3 separate regions of the Mus musculus genome follow, and all the other regions are linked to region 2. Evidence: chromatin loops called from intact Hi-C (ENCODE). Cell type or tissue: heart. All regions are shown on one strand.

Region 1 (8,000 bases), 600 kb after region 2:
TTTTAAAGGAAGCTGTCCAAATGAAAGCAGCCTAAGAATGAGCTCTGACTGGGGGTCTGCAAGGAGACTGGTGCAGCTTAGGGGTGGAGTGTGTGCACGCACACATACACACACACACACACACACACACACGTGTGCAGTCGCACACACATACATCCTAGAACACTGTCACTGCAGGTCGAAGGAAGGCTGAGGAAAGTGTTCCTCCTTAGGGTGGTTGTACAATATTTAGCTTATTAACATTCTTGCTTTCTAGCAGAATTCACCCACTGAATTGGGTTTATGGGATTGCTTATCCCAAACATTCTCGGTGGCTTGCAAGTCATTTTCTATTCATAAGCATTAGGAAACCCAAAAAGCAGGTATTGGGCTTGCGAGCACAGATCTTGCCCTGGTAGAGTTGGCCTGAGAGGGTGGGGAGCAGGGTCAACAATAAACAAGGGAATGGACTATATAGGTTAGTAATCGCTGAAGGAAAAATGTCTTCATAGGCTGAGTGCAGTTAGGTGGCCAAAAGTGACAGTTAACCAAAGTCACTAAGGAGGAGATAAGAGTGTCACAGGCGTAGGGGACGGTGCCAACACACATTGACTCACTACCCTGCTTATTCTGACTGGGCAGGTGAGCTATCCAGAACAAAAGGTAAAAGTGGGCATTGCTGGGAGCTTTAGGATGTGAGACAGAACGACAGGGAGTTTGTTTCCAGGCTCAGCGGGTATCTTCCTACAGATTCAGGGGCCTCAGCATCCCAGAACAAGCCACCACGTGAGCTCATGCAGTCAGGCACTGATAGCATTATAGATGGAGGTTTTGAAGAGTTGGGCCTTGTTCTCAGTATCCAGAGTTCTTATTTTAACAGCATTTAGATGTGGTTTAAACTACCTTGCAAGGTAGTTGTTTGCTCAGAGAGTAGCATGCACATGGTGCAGGACCGCTAGCTAGATACACAGCTATTCCTGCTAGCCCTCAAATGCTCACACATGTATTCCTCCAGTGCCCACGCTGTTACTCCAGGACACATGACGCAGCTTTATAAAGCACTGACCTTAGGAAGGGTTGAGGTTTAAGCAGGAGGGTATATTTAAGTGGCACTGTTCCTCTAGTGGCCAGCCCATGCTACATACGGAGTTTCTCCAGAGCTTTGGTCCACAACATCCCACCTCCCTGTGACTCGTGTGAGAATTCTAACCTATGTGGGCAAACTCGTTCAGTGGGTGTCTCTACAGAGATTCACTTTGGACTAAATTGCACATTGTTAGGATCCCCTAACCTGCACATCTCCTTGCACATCCATGTGTGTATGTCACATCTATGTGACAAGTAGGAGAGCTGAGGAAGGAGTCCCCTCTGTGGTCCTCCCTCTGTGTTGACACCTTCAGCACACTCAGAGGTGGCCTCTTGAAACACTGGGCAGAAGCCTATGTCCCAGAACTCTGGTTCCCTCTGCCCATGGTAGGTGGGTGGGCAGAGGAGCAGCTTGGTGTTTGCCCTGCTCACCCTCCTCAAAGTGAATGGGAAGGGAACTGGAACCCCCCACAGCACACACTAACAGCTGGGGCACGGAAAGACTGGGCGTGAGGGTTCTGGTGGAGGGAGAGCCAGCACACTGGAGCTATATTCCAGTGCTTGGGGAAAGTAAGCTTGGTCCCTGATAAGAAATCAGCAAGTGTCTTTGGAGTTTACTAAATGAGAGGGGAATATAAAGCATTTAGAACTTGGGCCACAATCACAGAAGTCAACAAAAAGCCAACTAACATGATGCATGCCACAAATCCCAGTGAGTTGGAGGCTGCAACAGGAGAGTTACTTAAGCCCAAGAGTTCTGAGAGCAATCTGGGCAACACCCCCAGACCCTGTCTTTGTTGTGACCCTCAGCATACTTCCTCCTCCTCCTCGGCAATTAGAACCCTCAGCAAGGACACACACCAGTTGGAATCTCTTCACAGAGCAGGCCGACTCCTCCAGCTCTCGGATGTTCTTTGAAGACTCCAGCACTGGGAATGGTGTCAAGAGATGCTTTGCTTATGCTGGGCGTGCCATATCTTCAGCTTCCCTAGTAAATGAGCAGAGAGACTGGAAAAGCAAGCCTAAATGTGTCAGATTTATTTAACCTTTGAGAAGAAACGCTTTAGGGAGCGAAGGTTTCCAGATATGTTGAATAGAATGGAATCCAAGCAGTGCCCACCCTGAACTGAGAGACACTTCCAGGCGGCCACAGGAAAAGGAAGGTCCCATTGACTGGCTCAGCAGGTAAAGGCATTTCCCATGGAGAATGACCCCAGTGTGAAAGGAGAGAGTGGACTCCTGAAAGTTGTCATTCCAACTGAATCAAAATGTATTTTGTTTTGTTTTGTTTTGTTTTGTTTTCGAGACAGGGTTTCTCTGTATAGCCCTGGCTGTCCTGGAACTCACTCCGCAGGCCAGGCTGGCCTCGAACTCAGAAATCCGCCTGCCTCTGCCTCCACCTCCCAAGTGCTGGGATTAAAAAAGGCTTGCGCCACCACTGCCCAGCTCAAACCGTGCTTGATGGAAGCAGATACAGAGACCCACAGCCAAATCGGAAGTTCTCAAGGAGCTGAGGGAACCTTGAAGAAGGGGGCAAAAAGGACTGTAGGAGCCAGAGAGGTCAAGGATACCAGGAGAACTCAACTCCCAGAATCAGCTCCTGGGAGCTCACAGACTGAAGCGGCCAATCACTGAGCCTGCGTGGGTCTGCACTTGGTCCTCTGTATGTTATACTTGTCGCGTGGTGTTCCTATGGGAATCCTAACAACGGGATGGGGGGCGGAAGGGGGGGGGTGTCTCTGATCCCTTTGCCAACTTCTTAGGGCCCTTTTCCTCCTATTCAGTTGTCCAGCCTTAATATGAGGAGGGTTTGTGCCTAGTCTTAATTGTACATCGTTAATGCTGTGTTTAGCTGATGCCCCTTAGAGGCCTGCTCTAAGATGAATTAAAACAACCAAACAGAAAGAAAGAAATTTTAAAAATGCTTAAGTCCCCCATAGCTGTGACCATGCACCCACTTTCCTGGCCTCCCAGACTAACGCCAACCAAGGCATCAGCCAAGGAAGCTTGTATCTTTCTTTGTTGTTTGTTCTAAGACAGAGCCTCACTGTGTGGCTGGATCCAAACACACAGAGATCCACCTTCCACCTTCCTTTGCATGCCAAGTGCTGAAATTAAAGATCTCTATCACTGCACCCAGCCCGAGCCTGCAACTCCAACCCTTACCTGCCTCTGTCACAGCAGGGAATCTCCTTCCACATGAGCAGTGTTGGAGGCTCAGGAGTCACTGGGCCTTAAAAGGAGTCTGCCCGGTTTCCTGCTGCACTGCCTGCGCCCCAATTCCCTTAAGGGCTGAACCTACAGCATAGGAACGCTGATGCAGCCGGTCATGGAAGGCCACCTTCCCAATGACACACAACAAGTACAATGTCGCCCTTTGTGGGAACATAGGTGGTCAACTTCCGTGGATGCTATGATTGCTTGGGCGGAGGCTTCCTTCTGAACCATGCTTCTATCTCATTGCGCCGCACTGACCGCGCTTAAGTACAGTGTGTGAGCGCCCCCTTGTGTTCTACCTGGAATGAACTGCAAGGTCGGAACTAAAGTGAACTTTCTGTAGTCTTTACAAAACATTTAAAATCCAATTAAACGTTTTCTGTTTAAGCACCTAATGAACTTGTCCAAACTATCCAAATGTCACTTGGGTTGTTTTTTTTTTCAAAATCCCTTAATAACAAAATGGAGTTGTTTGGTTCCATTAACCCAGTTCCATGAAAATTCTTGTTTCTCGGGTAATTGGCATGTTGACCTTTGGAATCGAGAAATCCGACAAAGGGGATTGCCCTAGGTGCAGTGGCACCCATCTCCTGCCCCCAGCAGACTTTCTAACCATCTTTTTCACAGCCTGGCTCAAGGCAGAGGTACCTGCGAGTCGTGGACCCTGATCCCTCTGCAGAAGCATCGTCTGAAGCCAATTTTCCACAGAAGTTTAGGGCTCAGGGGACGCTGGTGAGGAGTAAGAGCCAGTCCTGGACTTCAGGATGGAACATGATGATCTGCTGCCCATGGCCAAGACCTCAAGGAAACATGTCTCCATCCACATTGCCCCAGGCAGAGGAGTAAGAGGAAGCAGATGGTTTGGCCCCTGTGGAAGGGAAATGCCCAGGAGCTACTGGAGGTAGCCAAAGGAACAGAACGGGAAAGATCTGGAAACAGAGGCAATGCAGTCCAGCTAGCGAACGTTTCTTTTAGCCTTTTCCACATGTGCCTTCGCCAGCGAGTTTATTACCTGGCAAAAGAGTTCTGGCAATTTAGATCCCCAGGTGGACACGGTCAGGCCTCCAGAGAAGGTCAGAACTCCACTGTTGCCCGGACAGCTGTAGCACACACTCCCCTTGCTGAGACATCGCAAGCAGGGCATTTGCAGGGCATCTCTGGGCCTGATGCTCCTGTGCAGCAGGAATGGCTGACCTGCTTCCTGGACACGTTGCAGAATGAAGCAGGAGATATCTACAAGGTGTTTGCTGCATGCCACTGATTGTCCCTGCCACTCACGCTGTTCAGCAGATGAGCTCAGGTCTGTTCATCTCTAATACCCAGCAGTGGACCCAGAGGGACAGGGGCAGGGGGACAAACAGTGAAAGTGCAGTGAGTCCTCCTCTCACAACTTGAAGTCATTCGAAGTCTTCCCAGGGGGCCTGGGAGACCTTCCAGGCTAAGGTTCTTTCCTGCTGAAGTGGAGGCCCGTATTCGTCACTGTCTAAAGGTTCCCTCAGAAAACACCTTACACTGAGAAGCTGAAGGGTTGTATAAAAGTCCCTGCACACAGCCAGTGTTGGCTTGGTCTATAATGTCCAGTTGCCACTCACTGAGTTTGACAGCTTAAGTTGTCCTCTAACTTCAAGTCAACATGGCATCCTGCATCAAGTGCCCTCTGTCCCAATCAGAGAGGGCACCATGCTGAGTTATTGAACAAAAAGTCTTTCCTCCTGCCGTGGCTTATATGAATAACTCGGTGTTTCGTCTTGTTTTGCCACGGTTAAATCTTTCAAACAGATTTCCTTTGTTCCTGAGTCTATGACCCTGTGTTGTCCTGTAGACTGTCTAGGCTATGACCCTCATTAGGGAGGGCTAAGGTGTGCTCTCCTTTAAGGGCTGGCCTCTGGATGTGCTCCTGTTTGAGGGAGCCTCCGCCCTTCCCTGGAGGAACTCCTCTCATTGCCTCTACCCCTGCACACCATGTTCTTGGAGTTCAGGCTAGGCGGGACTTGAAGAATTCCCCTGTTGAGTTAAGCAAGACCATATGGAGTGGCAGAAAGCTGGCGCACAGATAAGCTGTTATGGATCACGGGTGTGGTGGAAGAAGCTACGATAACCTCGAAGGCGAAGACGACGTGTGGGGGAAGCATATGAGCTAAGAGGAAGGGAAAGTTGAGCCCATGCCCCAGGAAAGCAGGGCCCTCCTGCTGGAAGATGCTGAGACAACGGAACAGACCGACAACAACGGAGCCTATCCACCTACGCCTGGAAACACGGGCTTTTTAGGAAATGAAGGGAGGTGAATGGAAAGGGCGTGGCATACAGCTGCAGGCAGAGGATGACAGAACTGGGATGGAGAGGTGGGGGACAGGATGACCTCACTGAAACCTGGAGTTGGGAGTCTCCATTAAATATTCTCCCTGCGGGTCTACAAATCTGGCGGCCATTAGTGTGACATACACATCTGCTCCGTGCGGCATTGGACAGTCATTCTGTGAGCGGCAGGGCTGCTTGCTTCCTGTGTCCCGCTTTCCACGGTCTCTGTGTCATGAGCTCAAAAGAGTTGTCTCAGAGCAGAGCTGGGCCACAGCTGTCACTAGGACTTGCTGGCAGGGGTTTGCAAGCACCTGTCACCTCTGCACCTGCCAGAGTCATGCGTGTCTCTCCATGGAAGGCAAGCTTGCACCATCTTTTTTTTTAATTAATTATTAATTAATTAATTAATTTATTTATTTTATATGAGTACACTGTAGCTGTCTTCAGACACACGAGAAGAGGGCGTTAGATCCCATTACAGATGGTTGTGAGCCACCATGTGGTTGCTGGGAATTGAACTCAGGACCCCTGGAAGAGCAGTCAGTGCTCTTAACCGCTGAGCCATCTCTCCAGCCCACACCATCCTTTATGCATTAAGATCTAAAACCAGGAGAGAAATAGCCTGCTCTTACTATGGGGTTCAGTCTCATCATTCCCAGTAGCATTCAGTAGCTTCCCAGAATCCCTTGCAGATTGTCACCCCACTTCAAGTAGCTTGGCCTAAGATATCTGTTCATTGCTACCCCCCATCCACCATCCTTAATCTAAAAAATTGAGATGGCTCTGAAGTCACCTGCTTGGTAGATGGACCCCTATTCTTCCCAGGCTGGCAAAACCAAAGGCAGGCACTTGCATGACTAGCCTAGAGCAAGGCCCAGCCTGGAAATGAACCTCCGAGCTTAGAAAGCTCAGGGGGAACTCATGCCTGGAAAAATAACTCCCACATGCTGGTTCACACCTTTCAGCCACCCTGAGGCAGCTTCTCTGACATACAGGAAAACAGGTCCCCAAATTAAATCATTTACAGACGTTTGTGTGAGGAGTGTGAACCACCTTCATTCACTCCAAGTGTTAGTCTCTGTTCTTTGTGGATCAGGGGTAGTATGTATACACACCAAGGACAAGGAGTGGACGTTTGTGTCAGCACAATAAATAGATAGTGTGGCTGTGGGGCTGTGCCACCTGTGTTCAGATCCTTTGTCCGCTGTCCTCTAAGTGTGGGCTTTGGGAAGGTCACCTAAAGTCCTGGTCCCCTCATGTTCTCTGAAAAATGTAGACATAGGACTATTGTGGGGATTTAGCAAACTTCCATACATAGACCACGTAGGCCAGCATGGTAGGGTGAGGCAGGAGGATTGGCGATCTAGACCAGGTACACAACAAGACCCCAACTCAAAGAACAAAAAAGAAAGGGGAAAAAAATAGGAAGTGCCATTCTTTATTAAATTCTGAATTCTCCTATCATTTTACAGCTTCAAGAAGCTCTACTGCCTGAGGGCCACTGGCTGGAAGAACCAATTTCTCTTACACAGGTTCCAGGTGGGTAACACACAAACTCCAAGCCTGGGAGTGTGAAGGTTGTAGCACTGATTCACATAGGCACCCTGTATGTTGCTTCAGAGGAGGTGCCTTGTGCCACAGCCTGATCTTCTAACAGACTCTAACGCCAGCATATCTCATACCACCCACCCCCACAGTGTGTGTGTGTGTGTGTGGTAAGCACCAAGCTAAGCTGTGACAGGCACCTGTTATGTCCCATAGGAAACTGCTTTATCCCTGCTTCTCACCTAGAAACATCTGACAGAAGTCACATCCCTGCCCCAAGCCTGCCTAGTAATGAGCTGTCGGGATTCTATCGCTGACGGTCAGCAGGTCCTGCCTGCAAAATGAGGACTGACAGACTGACTAGAGAAAGACTGTGCTGGGGCCCCTTCCATGTTAACCCTGAGACAGATGAAGGGTAATTAGAAACTAGAGGCCCCACCTCGAGAGGGGCTCTCACTTCTGTGACAGCACAATATCGCCACCGTGTGGACAAAAACCTGAACGACCATTTACTAGCTAGTTCTGCGCAGTGGCTCTGAGTCTGGAATCCTAAACCTAGATCAGGGATTTGAAACCTTCCCTCTTCTGCTAGATTTTTGTTCTCTAACCTATTTCCTGGCGTCTCCTGCAAAACCTTGATAGAAGCAGGAGCAAACAGGATCTGAGTTTGTTCATTGAACTTCTAAGGTTGTGATCAGTGACTAAAATAAGTCAAGGCAGTTTGGGAGGAACCGGAAAATGAATTGCTTTGAGAGTCCCAGCATAAGCCGGCCAGACAGGGAACAGACCCCACTATGTGTGCTAAGCTGATGTGGCCAGTCGTAATACTGCACTGTCTCCAGGAAGCCCAGCCGCACAGTTTTCTGTGAATAGGG
Region 2 (8,000 bases):
AGGCAATGTCACCTTTTTCTCCAGTTCAAAATCAAGTGAAAGTCATCTCCCAGGCTCACTTGGCACCAAAGCCCTGGGATGGAAGGGGCTCTGGTTAAAGGGCAGCTTAAATCCAGGCGTTAAAATAACCCGAATGGCGATGCTTTCTGATCAGATTCCTTTCCTTGTCGGGTTTGTGATTCTTGAGCCCGAGAATGTCCTTCTCGGCTCAGGTTTCTCTGTTGTCACGCTCGTCTCAAGCCTGGAATGCGAGCGCTGGCCATTGAGATCTGATGTAACTATGTCACCATCCCAAAATGGAGAGACATTATCTCATAGATGGTGGAAGCAGGCAGACACCAGAGTGTTGCTGCTGGCAGCCATGGCCTAGCTCTCAACCGTGGGCACCTTGCATATCCACAGTTCTCGGGGACCATGCCCATACTCCGGTCTCTGCTCTTGTGAGCTGGAGACTTGCACATCGTCATCCCTGGGAGTGGAGGATATAGAACTAGACTCAGGGCATTCTCATTTTGGGTAGCCACACTCATTGTCAGATGATCCCTGGACCTGAAGCCTTGGACAGAATGCAAAGACAGCCATTCACATGGTTGAAGACATGCACTCAGGGCAGTGCTAAGCCTCTATCCATTCCCAGACAGCCCCAGGGACAGGACTGCTTGATTCAAGGGCAAGTGGGTCCGCTGACCTATGAGGTAACCATCCCTTTCGGCACTTGGAGAGGATGAAGCCTCTGGGGAGCCCATTAACCTCTCTTCAAATAATAGCATCAGAGTCCTGGTCACTTTGACCCTGGATGAGACTTTGGATTAAGTAGCAAAACTTACCTAGCATTGGAAAGAGGAGACCTCCCTGCTTTCTTCCTCCTTAGTTTGCTCTCTAACATTGGGTCCCATTGCTCTGTTATTAGACGTTTGACTCATTTACTCTTCTCTTCTCCTCCACTGCCCACTCTTTCTTAACTAGATGGACTTTCTTCTCGAGATCCAATTTAAACTGTTCCTGCTCATCTAAATGTGCTTCAGTACGCCCATCTTCTCCTCATCTCTAGAACTCCTTCAGACTAGTGCTTTTACATGCCATACACTCTCCACTTGCAACGGGATCTCACGGGTGCTAGACAAATGCTCCCTCTCAGCTGTGTGCCCCCAACCCCTGAACATGCACTTGATACTTAGCCCACACCTCCTATCACTGTACACTTCTGCCTGTTATATAGATTCATGCGTGTCGTTAGAGCATCCTCTAGTATAGACTAGGGACACAAGGGTTCCCAGAGCCTAGCTTGCTCACCACTGATTCAGGAATGCTTCTGTATCACTCTAACTCTAATTTCTTCTTAGAATCAAAGCCCAACACTGATTCCTGGATGTGGTCTCATGCCCCAGCTCTACCCAGTTTCCTTCTCGTCTTCAAGCACACCAAGCACCCCCCTGAATCAGTCCCCTGCTTGGAATGATCTTCCCTGGATGTCCAATGGCTCATTCTTCACTATTCTTTCTGTCTCACCACTGCCTTCTCAGAGACCACTGTCCTGACTATGCTATCTGAAAAACAGCATGCATCCTTTGTAACTGTAATGCTGATCTGCCTAATTTTCCTTCATAATACTAACCAGCAGTGGATTTGCATGATAGCATTTTATATTGATGTATACTAGATCATGCTACATTTGGCAAAATTTTAAATTGAAAATTAAAAATTGTGGTTTTGGGGGGCAACGCATTACATTATGGTACATATGAATTAGGAACTGGACAAATTATAGTTATATATGTGTGTGTGTGTGTGTATATATGTAAGTATATATATATATATATATACATATACATATATATCTGTATATGTGTATGTATGTGTATATAGTATATATATATATAATTGTCATTACTACCTTTGTAATGAGAACAGTTAAAATTTATACTCCGTGTAATTTTCAAATGTATCATATGCTTTTATTTCTGAGGTCACCGTGCGATGTGGTTGATCCTGTAAAGTTATGTGAAATTCAGTGTCGTGAGGCCGACATCTCCTGAATCCTCCAACCCCTTAGCCTCTAGAAAACATCATCTACTCTGCCTCTGTGGTCTGATTTTTTAAAAACAATACTTCCTTTTAAAAGCTAAAATGGTAACGGTCTTTTAAAACAGACCAACTCCTGAAAGGGAGGAAAATGGAAAGACCTGCTTGGAGAATCGTTGTCTTCCAAATCAACAGTAATCCCTCCCTATTGGATGATCTGAAGTAGCAATCTCTCTGGCCATATTTTGACTTTCCAGTGTGTTTGCAATAGAATAAATTTCACTATAAACAAGATTAAATTAAATAAGAAAATAATGGCAACAGGATAAAACATTGCCCTCTCTGCTTTCCCAGATGTTTTGAGAAGAATTCTGGAAAGGAAACCACTGTATTTATTTGCACCGTTGTCCCTGCAGTCGTCCAGGGCTGAACAAATACTGCCGGGATTCTGTTCCCCCATTCTTCCTTACCTCTCTGTTAGGCCGGACCCTGCAGGACTGTGTGCATTTGGAATAAAAAGTAAAGCCAAGCATATGGTCAAAACGAAGCTGTGCTTATATCCATAGGTCTCCATTTGGTCTCCCTGGGGACCTATGAGATACTAATGGGGGCCTTGTAGGTAGCAGGACCCTAGGGAGGGAAGCCCAAGGATGACTGACTCGGCTGCACTGTCTACAGCCATCTTAAAGTGTTTCCGTTGTTTTCAATTCCCCCAGAGGGGTCTAGAGAAGTCCTACAAAGGCAAAAGCCTTCTCTTCCAGCAGGCCTTCAAGGGTAACTGCCTAGTACTTTCCTGGGAAGATTGTGTTTGACAGCAATGAAAACCAACAGTTTAACAGCAGTAATTTCTTGGCAGGACAGATTGGTATGAGACTTGTCCCCAAACAAAATAAGCCTTTCAGGGAAGTATATTTCAAGCCTAGCTCACGTTCCCAAGACACTGAGATTCTTATATGGCTGACACAGGAGCCGAGGCTGAGCCCCAGCCAGGGACAGCTAATTATTGCCAATAACACAGAGGGCCCATCAGTTCAAACAGGGAACTGAACACTCCATGGAACGCCTCCTGGGGAAAGGCCGGCTCCTCTGCACTGGTCTTGTTGATGGCTCCAGGATGGGACAGAACAATATCCCCTTCTCTTTTCCTCTACCTTGCCTCTATCTCAGCTCCTTCCCACCATCTTCCATAAATCCTTTCTCTCCATCAACATCATTTCCACTGCTATATTTGTCACCAGAGAATATAAGATCTCATGTGGGTCTGGAAACTCGCCATAGCTATACCTCTGACCCTCTGCACCTAAGTTGTTGCAAAGCCTTAATTTCTAGGCTTTCCTCTACACTAGCCAACAAAATCAGACACCTCGTGGGAGGTTCTCCAGCCACCTCTCTCTGCGCCTCATCATCCACAAGTCCACAAGAGGGCACACAAGAGCACTCAAGAGCACCACCGCTGTGGCACTAAGACCAGAAGGTGGCGCTGTTGCCTTAGTCATGGAGTAAGACCCAGCAGTAACAGCTAGCCTGAAGTCAGAGCTTTTGTGTGTGGGGAGCCATGGGAAAGTGAAGCTAGGAGGTGCTGTAACTTCCCAGACTAAGGTCACCAACTACCCCGGGAAGCAACAACAAGTCCCAATCTCTTTGTATGAAAAGAAGAGATCCAAACAGAGTCTTTTTGAGGAGGCCCAGCTCTCTTGGGCTCATATTCTGCCTGTGAGAGGAGACTGAAATTGGGATCCCTTCCATCCCTTTTCTACACAGCGTCCTCTGCTTTCTCTGCATCCAGCATAAATCTGTAGTGTCAGGTAGCCGGAAGTCCGGAATAGAGAAGACTAAAGTCCTGTTTGGTGAACTTATCCTGGATACAATGGTGAGGATACTGGAAGCCTGGGATGAGGAGTCACAGTGTCAGGTCACCCCTGGCACTTAGGAGAAAGACCTCAACGGTGCATCGGAGAGCTGCAGAGGGCAGAGTCAGACAGTACAGGCTTCCTTGGGAAGGATTTAGGAAGGGCTTCTTAGACATGGGTATGAGGAGATGGACAGCACCGGAGGTGGTTTCTAGCGTGAAAGATCACAGCTAAGGAATGAGTTGGAGACCAAGAACCAGCAGGTCAGGGCAGCAAGTGGTGTGCGGACTTCCCTGACAGACTTCCTCCTCAATAAGCTTCGTACAATTACAAATAGCAACAATGTCCCTAGTACATGCATGCATCCATTTGCAAGTATGCAAATGATCTTCTTGTGCAGACATGTAAGTAACTCACAAGATTATAGGAGACCTGAATAGGACACTGTAGCTGTGTCTCCCTTGAGCTGTGGTTAACCTTGACCTGATGTCAACTCTAGGATCTCTTCTCTCCTCCTCCTCTGACTTCCCTCCCCTCCCCTTCCTTTTCTTTTTCCACTCTTCTCTTCCTTCCCCTGCCAAGAAATACAACAAAGATTACATGATATCAATTTGTTACTATCCAGAATTAAAGCTCTGTCATCTGCTGACTCAGTCAGATCAATACGCACATCTCTTATTACAAGATGAATAGTCACCATCAGTGAAGAAGGCACATGCTATCATTCACTCATCTTAGGCTTCAATTTTATGGAGGAGACGCTGAGATCTGCTGAGTCTAGATGGCTTCCTAAAGTCAGTGGTGAGAGTCGGTGGGATGGTTTGTATAATAGTGGAGTGGCACTATTATAAGGTGTGGCCCTGTAAGAGTAGGTGCGTCACTATGGGTGTAGGCTTAAGACCCTCACCCTAGCCACCTGGACATCAGCCTCCCACTAGCAGCCTTCAGATGAAGATGTAGAACTCTAGATGCTGCCATGTTCCCTCATTGATAATAATGGACTGAACCTCTGAAACTGTTTAAATGTTTTTCTTCTAAGAGTTGACTTGGTCATGGTGTCTGTTCACAGTGGTAAAACCCTAACTAAGACAGACGGTGTTGGTTCCCATCCAAGCTGTCACACCCAATGTCATGCTGCCCTGCTACACACGATGTGCCCCAGACTGGTTCACTCAGGAGCTTGCCACCTTGATGGGGAGGGGAAGCTGGCTATCGCTAGCAGCCAGCACATTCTGTGCAACACACCATGCTGCATGACCCACGGATGTAGAGACAAGAAGCCACATCCACATGCTGCTATAGAATCATTAAGTGATTGGTGTCCCTTTCCTTTATAAGCCCCACTGCCATGTCAGGGTGAGCATTGAGTGGTTGTCCTCACAGATGTGGCAGACATTGTGCTATCAGGACTAATGTGACAGAAAAACAAAATCTCATCCTAAGAGTTCCAGAAACTGCTGGTCAAGGTCAACGTGCTGGGGGTTAGCATCTGCTAAAGACCATTTCCCTGTGAATAGTCTTCTTGCCAGGTCCTCATGTGGCAAAGGGGACAAACAAACTCTCTCCTGCCTCTTCTATGAGGGCACCAATCCCAATCTTGAGGGCCCCACCCTCATGATCTAATCTCCTTCCAAAGGCCCCACCTACCAAAACCATCACCCTGAGGGTCTTAAATATCACCACGTAAATTTGAGGAAGACACAAGTATTAAGTTCACAGTGTGGGAAGGTTCACAGTACCGCTTTGCAGGGTCACTTACTGAGGCACTATGGCATCTATGACAGTGTGGCAGGGAGGGTCATCTAGGAGCATGTATGAGTTGGCACACCCAGAGTTAAAGTGGCTTCTTTCCCAAATGTTTGCTCTCCACACAAAGAGGCCTGTAATTTCATTCTTGGGAGTTTCTGTGGCAAAGATCCCTTGCCAGTGTGTTGAAGTTTATGGAGAGAATGTTTTTAATCAGTGAAGTGTATCGAAGTGGTGCACAAAGTTCCAGGAAAGAACAAAACCCACCAGTGAGGCAGAGACCTCTCAAAGAGACAAAGAATCCCGCGCTTAGCTTCACTGGGAAGAAGAGAAACGCAATAAGCAAACTGTGCTGGGGCAGATCATGAGGAATATCATGGAACAAATAGCCAGTAGTCCACAGGGTCACATGTGCACTCGCTTTGGATTTCCTCAAAGAATTTGGTAGGGAGAAGAGCCTAGGACCTTTCTTTCAATTGATAGTGGTGCTGAATTAGAGAGAGGCAGTGCCCACTCTGACAGGAGTAGCTAACATCCAAATGGACTTACAGGATGTCAAGTTCTGGCTTCGGTGCTCTTGCTAGTAAACTCTCCAAGATTGCTTTAACTGTGAAATTTTCACCCATGTTTATACCCTTGTAGATGGAGACATAGGTGCTTCAAACTAAAATAACTTGCATATCTCGGTAAGGAAGGGACAAGACAGCGACTCAAACCCAGGCCACCTCATTCCCCAGCACATCCACATAGACCCTTTGCTATATTGCCAGGTCCAAAGATCACGGTGAATCGACAAGAGAACAAGGGCCAATCCCCAATGTCTCATCTCCTAATCTTCCCACCATTCTACTCTTACTAAAACTCAAGCTCCACAAAAGCCAACATATTCATCTTCTTCAATGACGATACCTGAGAACCTAGCACATATAGACATTTAGTAAACAGCTAATAGATAACTCAACAAATCAGCAAATAAATGTGGAAGAAATGAGACCATCCACACACAGAATAACTATAAACACTGTGTGGTTGTTAAAATCCTCCCTGGATGCTTCTTACCAAAGGGCCTGGGTGTTCCAACCACTTCAGGTGGTTCCTCTCCGTGAAACCCCCTTAGTCATTCCAGCCCCTGGCCAAGATGCTGGCCTTGACTTTAACATCAAGTACTATGAATCTTCTCTTAAATTAGGGCTAGGGACTTCTGAATGAGAGGCATAATACATCCATAACTAGCTAGCCAGCAACACTTTTAAATATATTAAAATAATACCTATACCCTGCTTTATGGAGAACAGATCTGAACTAAAGTGTAGCTAGCATGAAGTGAGTGTAGAGAGTGTTGCCAGCTATGGTGCTAATTACTTGCTGGATAAAGTTCCAAACATCTCCAACTCTGCTTTCCTGGCACCACTGAGAAATGTACCATCCAGACCTTTGTGGTTGGATGATACCACATGACCACTTCTAGCCAACCAGGCTCAGGAGGGCTTGCTACCCACCTAGGGTGCTAAAGAGATAACCCTTCAGCACTCTTCTTCTTTTGGCTCAGCCAGCCGGAAACCTTGCAGACAGTGTCTGCCCCATCAGCCTAAGTTCCCAGTTACAGCGATGAGCATGACCCTAGTCCCACCCATGTCCCCAGCTGAACTGCACAGCACTTTGCTCCACAAATCAACAAACTCTAAGTGTGAAACAAGCTAGCCAGGTTGCACATCTCTACGTGACAAGAGCAGGAAGTAGATCCCAGGTGTTAGATTGCTAGAACACAGAACTCGTATCTTCTTGTTCTCTCACCTAAATCCTCTTGAGTAGAAATAATACGTGAACATATAAAGATAAATTCTCTGTAGAAAATAGAAGGGGTTCTTTCAGGACACCATGGGGAATCATGAGCGTCAAGAGGAGACAAAAGGATACCAGGGTACTTGGAAAGGGTTATGCCCAGCGTGGGTTGTGCCGCATGACCCACTGGCAGTGCTGATAAGCCCACAGCTACCCGGCACTTTGCTTGTTGAAGACGAGTATCCTCAATCTTGAGTTTGCTTGTCTCACAGTAGAATTGCCAGCAGAAAGCTCACACCCAACAATGCAGTGACTCAGGGTAGAGTACTACAATGAGGGCCTGTCAGTGATGCCAGCACCCAGAACATCTGCTCTTAGAGGCTCACAGGTTATCAGTAGGCCACTCCCCTTGTCCTTTCTCACAGAATATGTGCATCACCTTTGAGATAACAGGCATCTGTGTGTTCTGTAGGGTGCTGGTCAGTGGTTTGCAGGCAGAGGTCCTAATACCAAATAAATCTCAGCTCTACCACATACACATGAAACCAGTTGGCACTTTTACACATCCACGTGGCTACAATTCTTTTTGACCTGTTCTCA
Region 3 (8,000 bases), 460 kb after region 2:
GTCCTCAAAGCAGAAGGTCAGGTGAGAATTCCAGTCAACTGGGCTTGAGAGTTGGGTGGAAATGTGGTGAGATTTATTCCAGATGTTTTACAACTGTTCTCCCAGGCCAGGTAGGTAAACAGATGATGACCGTGATGGTGGTGGTAGTGGTGATGGTGATGATGCTGATGGTGGTGGTGGTGGTAGGGATGGTGTTGATAGCGGTGGTGGTGATGATGGTGGTGGAGATTTATACACCATTACTTGTGCCATGGCACTTCACATTCTAAATTACAGTAAATATATTCATAAATATAATAGCTTTTACCTCAGTTTCCTTGATCGTTTTGAGTAAGCACCTTACCCTGTCTGAAAAGCTCATTCTCCAGCCCGAAGCATTGAGCTCCTTCCAGTCATCCTCCCTGTTCTTTCAAAACAAGGCTAAATGAGTACAAAGTCGGGAGTGTGTGTGTCTGTGTGCTTAAATGGTTATATGGAAATGAGACCATTGTTTAAGGAGGTTTCAGACCCTCTTGTAGCAGCTACAAAAGGGTAAATGTAACAAGACTCCCATCTGGTGGTTGCAGTAGATAGTGGCACTTTAATGTAACTGTATTGCTTACATTAATAACTAACTGGGCGCACTGCACGGGAGCCAAGGCATTCTTGAGACCGAGGTGGTCTCAGGCACTGAAAACATCTTAGCTTTTGCTGCTTCCCTTGAGTTGAGAGGCACTGGTCTTAATGAAGACCACAGATAGAGGTGAAGAAAGGTTAGCAGGAAAAAAAAAAAAAAAAGCACACGGGTTCCATTAAATTAGATGGGCAGTTTACCTCCTTCAATGAATGGCTGCCAGGAATCTGGTGAGCATTCAGCTTTCTGATCTGTAAAATTAGGAAGGAATGTTTTTTATAATCTCTCATGACACCATAGCTACTTCTAGAAACACCAAGTTCCAGAGCAGCGCCACCTTCTGGTCACATGCAGCCACGTGACTGTTCTCATTGTGGCCGTAGTTACTGCCTATACTGCTCCACTATCCAGGTAACTCTTACAAAAGTCAATTACATAGTAATCACAGATTGTAATCGTGGATGCATTCTATCTGGAACCCTGGACAGCCTTGTGTGTGTGTGACTTGGAAGCAAGGGATTATCCCTTAAGCAACTTTGTGCACCGCTAGCATACACTGAAGACACAAGCAGAGCTAGTGGTACCTTTGCTTCTCTACATCAGTTAAACTCTTGTTAGGAAGGAAAAGTCAGTATCACCATAAGGTCGTTTGTGGACACCGTCTGAACATAACACAGAAGCCAGATGAGAGCAGGGATTATCCAGAATAACTGGTTCTTTGCTAGGGTGGCCTTGAGAACAGGAACAAATGGTTTTGGAAATATGGAATTCTATTCCAGAGGTTTCACTTGGGACTAAGAAAGGACTGGAAAGAAAAAGGTACACATTGAACCTCTTCTACACATGACTAATGGACACCAAGGACCGTGTGCAGACGAAAACAGAAGGTGTGGGTCAATGCAAAATTGATGCTGGAGATGGATTGTAGCATGCCTGAGATGAGTGTTCAGTGGCAGGATAGAGACAGCCTGTGAAGTCCTTTCTCCAGTGACTGACAGGTAGAGTTGTGGCCACCACATGATAGTTTAAATGACAGAAAATGAACATACTTGTGGCACACAAAGGTTTAGAAAGAATGAACTTTGCTGACTTATGTATAAGGGCTATGGCTGGACTTTGAAAGAAGCCATTTTCTTTCTTTTTTGAAACCTTGACAGAAGGGCCAGGCTCCAGAAAAAAGAAGGAGGAGGAGGAGGAGGAGGAAGAGGAGGAGGAGGAGGAGGAGGAGGGGAAGGAGAAGGAGGAGGAGGAGGAGGAGGAGGGGGAGGAGGAGAAGGAGAAGGAGAAGGAGAAGGAGAAGGAGAAGAAGAAGAAGAAGAAGAAGAAGAAGAGGAGGAGGAGGAGGAGGAGGAGGAGGAGGAGGAGGAGGAGGAGAAGAAGAAGAAGAAGAAGAAGAAGAAGAAGAAGAAGAAGAAGAAGAAGAAGAAGAAGAAGAAGAAGAAGAAGAAAAGGAGGAGGAGGAGGAGGAAGAGGAGGAGGAGGAGGAGGAGGAGGAGGAGGAGGAGGAGAAGAAGAAGAAGAAGAAGAAGAAGAAGAAGAAGAAGAAGAAGAAGAAGAAGAAGAAGAAGAAGAAGAAGAAGAAGAAGACGACTTCTAAGTATCTTCCCAAGGAAGGACATTGATCCATTGTATCCCAACATTCCTTTCTAACTCTCTAATACGATGGGCTAACTCTGTGTGAGATGTTCTTTCCCCCCCCCCAAAAATATGTTCTATTTAATTTGCAGTTTGCACATGACTTTGGTGAAGAATCCTGTCCAACAACTGTTATCTAAGGAACCCTAAGCACTTCATTTACATCAGCACCCCAAGCCTGCACATTACCTGTGTAATTCACTCCTCAGATCAGTGCTTAGCAACAGCAAGCACTCAAAAGATGGCAGCTATCTCTAGTAAGGAGCAAATGAGACCAAGTCAATGAAAATGAGCATAGAAGACAAAAAAAAGCCTCAGCCACAGTTGATACTTGGTGTTAAGGAAAAAGCACAAATTACGAAGGAACCTCTAGGGCAATGCAGTCTCTATCTTCCTGTAGAAGGTACCATAGCATTTATAGCTGGAGAGCCACCATCCTCTACACAACTTTGGGTAAATCACTGAAACCTGCATTTGCCCTCTTCTTCAAAATGCAAGCGGAAGTGGGTTAGTTGACCACTAATGTTCTGCCCAGTTTTGATAGAATCTGGAAGCCTAGAGACTATCAGAATTTAGTGTATACTATAAATACATGGGGTAAGCACCTTACTAGTGATAAACAGAAACAGCATGAATTAATTCAAAACAAGGTTCAGAGCTTTGAAGACTGTTCACCAGTTGAGAGAGCTTTCTGCATACTAGTGAGCACCCATGCAAGCCCCATGTCCCTCCTAACCAGTTTCAAGGGAGATGGGGACAGGAAAATCTCTGGGGTTTGTTGGCTTCCAGCCTAGCCAAGAAAAAATAAATCCCAGGCTCAGGGAGAGACCCTGCCTCAAAAGAATTGGCAGAGCAAGGTAAGGTGGGATACCCAGTGCAGAGCATGGTAAGGTGGGATAGCCAGTGCTTTCTTCTGGCCTCCACACATGTGTAGAATATGCACAGATGCACGTACACTCACACACACACACACATAAATAAATGAATATTTTCAGAAAAATGAAGAGGGTGAGGAGAACGACCAGCAGTTAAAAGCATTGGTTGCTCTTTCCGAGGTCCTTGGGTTGATTCCCAGCACCCACATGGCAGCTCACAACTACCTGTAACTCCAGTTCCAGGGGATCAGATGCCTGCTTCTGACCTCCATGGGCACACATATGGTCCATATACACACATGTGGACACAACACTTATACCTATAAAATAAACAAACCTAAACATACTTTAAAAAAAACTAAAAAACAACTTAAAATGTACAATAAGCCTATAGTACAAACCAATACAAAAGCAATTAATTATTTAAACACTAATTAAATAATTAATAGATGTTAAATATAGACTTATAGACCAAACAAATATATCTTAACTTTTCAAATAATTCCACATTCATATTCATAGCAAAAAAAAAAAAAAAAAAAAACTTATTTTGAGCATCTTACTTGCTGAGAATCCTGTATGTGGCATCTCATGCCACTCCAAATTTAAGAAATTTAAACTAACACTGTTTTACATTCAGCCAACAACGTTTCTATAGAAAAATCCAGATGGTGAATATTCTAAGCTCGTTCGGCCCTATCCTGTATAGCTCAAATGCAGCCAAAGGGTCTGTGAATGTCTCTTGCCAGTAAACTCTATTACGAACACTGGAGTTTGAATTTCATGGCATTTTCAAGATCGTGAAATAGTAATCGTTTATTTTTTTTTTACATTTACCACTTAAAATATGTAAAACATTTTTCTTTAGCACATGGAATATACAGAAGCAGTCTTAGTCCATGCACCGCAGTTTGTCAAGCCTTTATATTCTTTGAAGCTCAAGACGTTAATGTAGGAACTCCAAAATCGGCCCATTTGAGATTTTCCATGGTGGGCTGGGATAGTGTTTGTTTTGCTGTATGGACTTCACCAACCAAGCTTCTCAGAGTCCTCTCTGCAAGTCATCCGCCATCCCTGCAAGGCTTGGATTAAGCATAACTAAGGTACGGATGACACCTTGTGGTTGCATTGCGAATGGCAGGCATTTCCCTGGAAGTTACCACAGGGGCATCAGGAGGAATCCAGCAGGTCTCTACCTAGCAGCCAGGCTGGCTCCCAAGATCGTTTGCCAGACAGCAATTTTTGTGTGGTTGTAGTTGTAGTTGTTGATGAAATTGGGCAAAGATGAAGCCCAGTTCAGTGTCTGCCTTCAAAGTAGTTCTTTCTGTTTTACAACAGTAGCAGCTGCAATTTCCAGAGATTTCCCAAATGAAAACACAAGCAACACTTAGTTTCCCCGAGCCTGGTTATAGCCTCTAACATCTAAAGAGAAAGAAGAAGCTGGGCACTCCAATAAAATAGTAGTCACAAAGAAGAAAGAAGGCACTCGCACACGTGAAGGACCTAACTACTATGGAAAACCAGAAGTTGAAAGCCAGGCATGAGGTCACAGCACATACCTGTTTGAGGCCAGCCTGGGCTATGCAGTGAGTCCCTGTTTCAAGAAAGAAAAGAACAACAACCAGGAAAAAAGAAAAAGGAAAAGGATACACTGGAAAATACTGAACAAGGAACTTAATGGCTAAGACCAGTAATTGAAATGTCACCACAGCCCTGAGGCAAAAGGGATTGCTCATTTAACCGTACAGGTCACACTGTCCCAGGGATATTAAACTGTTGAGGGATGAGCATCTTGTTCATTTTTGGTAGAAAACAGAGATGCTTTCCATTCCCCTGCCTCTAGGAGTGTTTTACCCAAACTTCCAATTCTCTATACAGCAAAGGAAGGAGATTCAACCACTCCTTTGCAGTCCTATAAAAGTGGAGAGAGCTTGCGGTGCTGGGGCCTTTCCTTAGGTTCTGTAGTGACACAAGTTAATTTAAGAGACTCCTCTTTGTAGGTAACAAGTCCCAAGGAGTCTTTTGCATAGGCCAATCCTTCACAGCTACAGAAATGGATTGGATCGGCCAAACGAAGTAAGAATGACTCAACTGTAGGCACCCTCACATAAGCAAAGAGCTGCGTAGTTGGGGGTAGGTGAGCTGCCAAATGCTGTATCCTCCATGATTGTCTCAGAAAAGACACAGGGCGAGGGGCTAGGACTTGTTCTGGTACTGAGAGAACGTTGATTCTGAATCCAATCTAGACCTGCACCGGTAATACTAGAGTGGATACAAAGATTGTGGTTTGTGGTCTTAAGACGGTCATCACTCTTGCTGGATCCCACTCTCTTCTGTAGGAAGGTGGCAGAGTGAATTATCTCCCCACATATTTAGATGTATTTGGAGCTGTGGGCAATACAGTATAAGGGACCTGGCCACCTTTCCCCGTGTCAGCAAGGCAACTGGCAGAGCTGTGCATCAGAAGACAGACTGGTGAAGTACTTCCTCCCATAGGAAACGAGAAATGTAGTGGTATTGAATCCATTTTACTTTCCTGGTAGTAGCCTCTCACTACCCCCACTATGCTCAGAAGCAAGCAACAAAACAACCTTGACCAGGTGGCATTTTTAAAGTTCTGAAGTGCTCCTAATGGACAGCGTGATTCCAGTATGACTTTCCTACCTCTCACTTTGTATTTGACCATTAAAGGCTTTGGAACCTTCCCACAAACCTCTTTTAACACTGCCAGGTTTGTACAAAAATCTGCATACTGTCTCTGAGGCCAGAGCAGGGTGTGTCTGTCCCCAGCACCTGGCTCTTGCACAAGAAGAAGCCAGTGTCTCTCCCATCTAGGACTCGCCTTCAGGGGGACTGTCCAGCATTACAGGAATTGGCATGGGTCTTCACGTAGTCACGTAAAAAGGAAAAAAAAAAAAAAAGCTGTAGTTGACACTTAACTACTTAACTATCGGGAGGGGCTCACTGACTCCTGATTGGTTTTACATTTCATCCCTTTTTTTTCCCCTCCTCTCCTTTTCTGTTTCTGTCTCTGACCCCAGGGGAGGGGAAACGGGAATAGTGAGCGATCAAAAATAAACCTCTTATGTCAAAGCCGGGAAGGAAGTATAAATACGAAGGGCTCGGCAGCCCACTCGGTGTTTCCCGAGGAAGGAGGCGACTGCACGGGACGCCGCGGAGGACGCGCGCTCGCGGCCCGGGGCGCCAGCTGCTCGAGTTCTGCTAGGTTGGCTGGCGCAGGAGGAGCGGGCTGCGCGATCCAGAGGGGCCGCCAGGGGACCGCCGCGCCTGCTGCCGCTAGCCGAGTCGGCCTCCCCATCCGATTGATCATTTTTCCTGGACAGAGCGGCCCGGCCGCCTCGGGCCACCAGCACCTGCCCGCGCGCGGCGATCTTCTTCCCTCTCCCGCGCTCCGCAGCACTCTGCCCCCATGCTCCGCGACCCCACCACCACCGGGTGGCCGCCCCTCCTGCTGCTGCTATTGCAGCTGCCGCCGCCGCCACTCGTCTGCGGCGCCCCGGCGGGGCCGGGAACCGGGGCGCAGGCCTCGGAGCTAGTGGTGCCCACGCGGTTGCCCGGCAGCGCGAGCGAGCTCGCCTTCCACCTGTCCGCCTTCGGCCAGGGCTTCGTGCTGCGCCTGGCGCCTGACGCCAGCTTCCTGGCGCCGGAATTCAAGATCGAGCGCCTCGGGGGCTCGAGCGCGGCGGCCGGGGGCGAGCCGGGACTGCGTGGCTGCTTCTTCTCTGGCACAGTGAATGGAGAACGGGAGTCGCTGGCGGCGATGAGCCTGTGTCGCGGGCTGAGCGGCTCGTTCTTGCTGGCAGGCGAGGAGTTCACCATCCAGCCACAGGGCGCTGGGGACTCCCTGGACCAGCCTCATCGCCTGCAGCGCTGGGGGCCGGGACAGCGCCGCGAAGACCCCGGGCTCGCTGCCGCCGAAGTTTTCCCCCTCCCTCAAGGACTGGAGTGGGAGGTGGAGATGGGTAATGGGCAGGGACAGGAGAGAAGTGACAACGAAGAGGACAGGAAGCAGGACAAGGAGGGGTTGCTCAAAGAGACAGAAGACTCCCGCAAAGTGCCACCACCCTTCGGATCCAAAACTAGAAGCAAGAGGTTTGTGTCCGAGGCTCGCTTCGTGGAAACACTTCTGGTGGCTGATGCGTCCATGGCTGCCTTCTATGGGACCGACCTGCAGGTAGGACCTTCCGCAGACCCTGACTAACAGTCTATTGCCTCTCGATGGTTTTCAATTCTTCCCTTCCCACGGGGGGGGGGGGATCCCTCGCGCTCCCAAGCCCAACCCCAAAGGGGACTTTCTTCTTTCTGAGAAACAGCAGTAACTCCATTAGCTTCTGCCTTCCCGGCTTCCTACTTCCCAATCCCTAAATCCCTTCCAATTTACAGTAGAGGCGCTGGCTCTGTCTCTTCCCAGCATCCTGAGTCTTCCACAGTTCCCAGGCACCTGCTTCTCCCAAAGGGAGATTAAAAACTGCTAAAGAGCCCTGTCCTTCCTGGTCCTGCTTCCCGCAATTCTCTACTATCTGAGACTCTCTGAGACTTCCTAGGAGAGGAAGCTGGGCTGGGACAAGGTAGCTGGGACTGTCTTTGGGTACAGAACTGAGGTTCCTGTAAGTAAAAGTCGTTAGAGGGAACCGGACCTGGAAAGAGACTGTCCAACTTCTGTATGCCCAGCTGGTTCTGATCAAGGGGCATGGGCTACCTTGCCAACCTGGCGCTCAACCCCGGCAGAACTTGGCAGTGCCAACATCCAGCTCAAGAAGGAAGGAGAACAGAATTTCTGCCTGGGGGCTCAGCCCAGAAAACTGAAGTTTCAGTGAGAAAGGGGAGGGAGCAGGGCTGAAGGGTGAACTTTGTCA

The links. Hi-C counts contacts between places; a loop is a spot of excess contacts. Peaks named below come from ENCODE experiments on the same cell type or tissue, not always from the same donor. Only the 100,000 strongest peaks of a DNase experiment are listed, where the experiment ranks them.
Region 1: a loop joins it to region 2, with 7 times the contacts of the local background. A loop is called at or near these places in 41 of 42 quality-filtered maps.
Region 3: a loop joins it to region 2, with 6 times the contacts of the local background. A loop is called at or near these places in 39 of 42 quality-filtered maps.

Annotation. Positions count from the first base shown.
Region 1 is chr9:31,078,970-31,086,969 of GRCm38, forward strand. Gm17508 (a long non-coding RNA gene) reads right to left here and starts at 3,612. Exons shown (of 2, transcript XR_870609.3): 1 at 3,232-3,612; 2 at 1,671-2,053. In heart, CTCF peaks have their summits at 3,581 (motif pointing left) and 7,619 (motif pointing left); a DNase peak (open chromatin) is centred at 3,462; H3K27me3 peaks cover 3,305 bases.
Region 2 is chr9:30,477,196-30,485,195 of GRCm38, forward strand. No RefSeq gene overlaps it. Among named protein-coding and RNA genes, the nearest start is that of Snx19, 54 kb to the left of the region's middle. In heart, a CTCF peak has its summit at 3,479 (motif pointing right); DNase peaks (open chromatin) are centred at 3,566 and 7,176; H3K27ac peaks cover 604 bases.
Region 3 is chr9:30,936,284-30,944,283 of GRCm38, forward strand. Adamts8 (a disintegrin-like and metallopeptidase (reprolysin type) with thrombospondin type 1 motif, 8) reads left to right here and starts at 6,279. Exons shown (of 9, transcript NM_013906.3): 1 at 6,279-7,318. The coding sequence starts at 6,554. In heart, CTCF peaks have their summits at 575 (motif pointing left), 958 (motif pointing left), 4,245 (motif pointing left) and 6,402; DNase peaks (open chromatin) are centred at 4,238, 6,658 and 6,958; H3K4me3 peaks cover 2,200 bases; H3K27ac peaks cover 721 bases; H3K27me3 peaks cover 3,202 bases.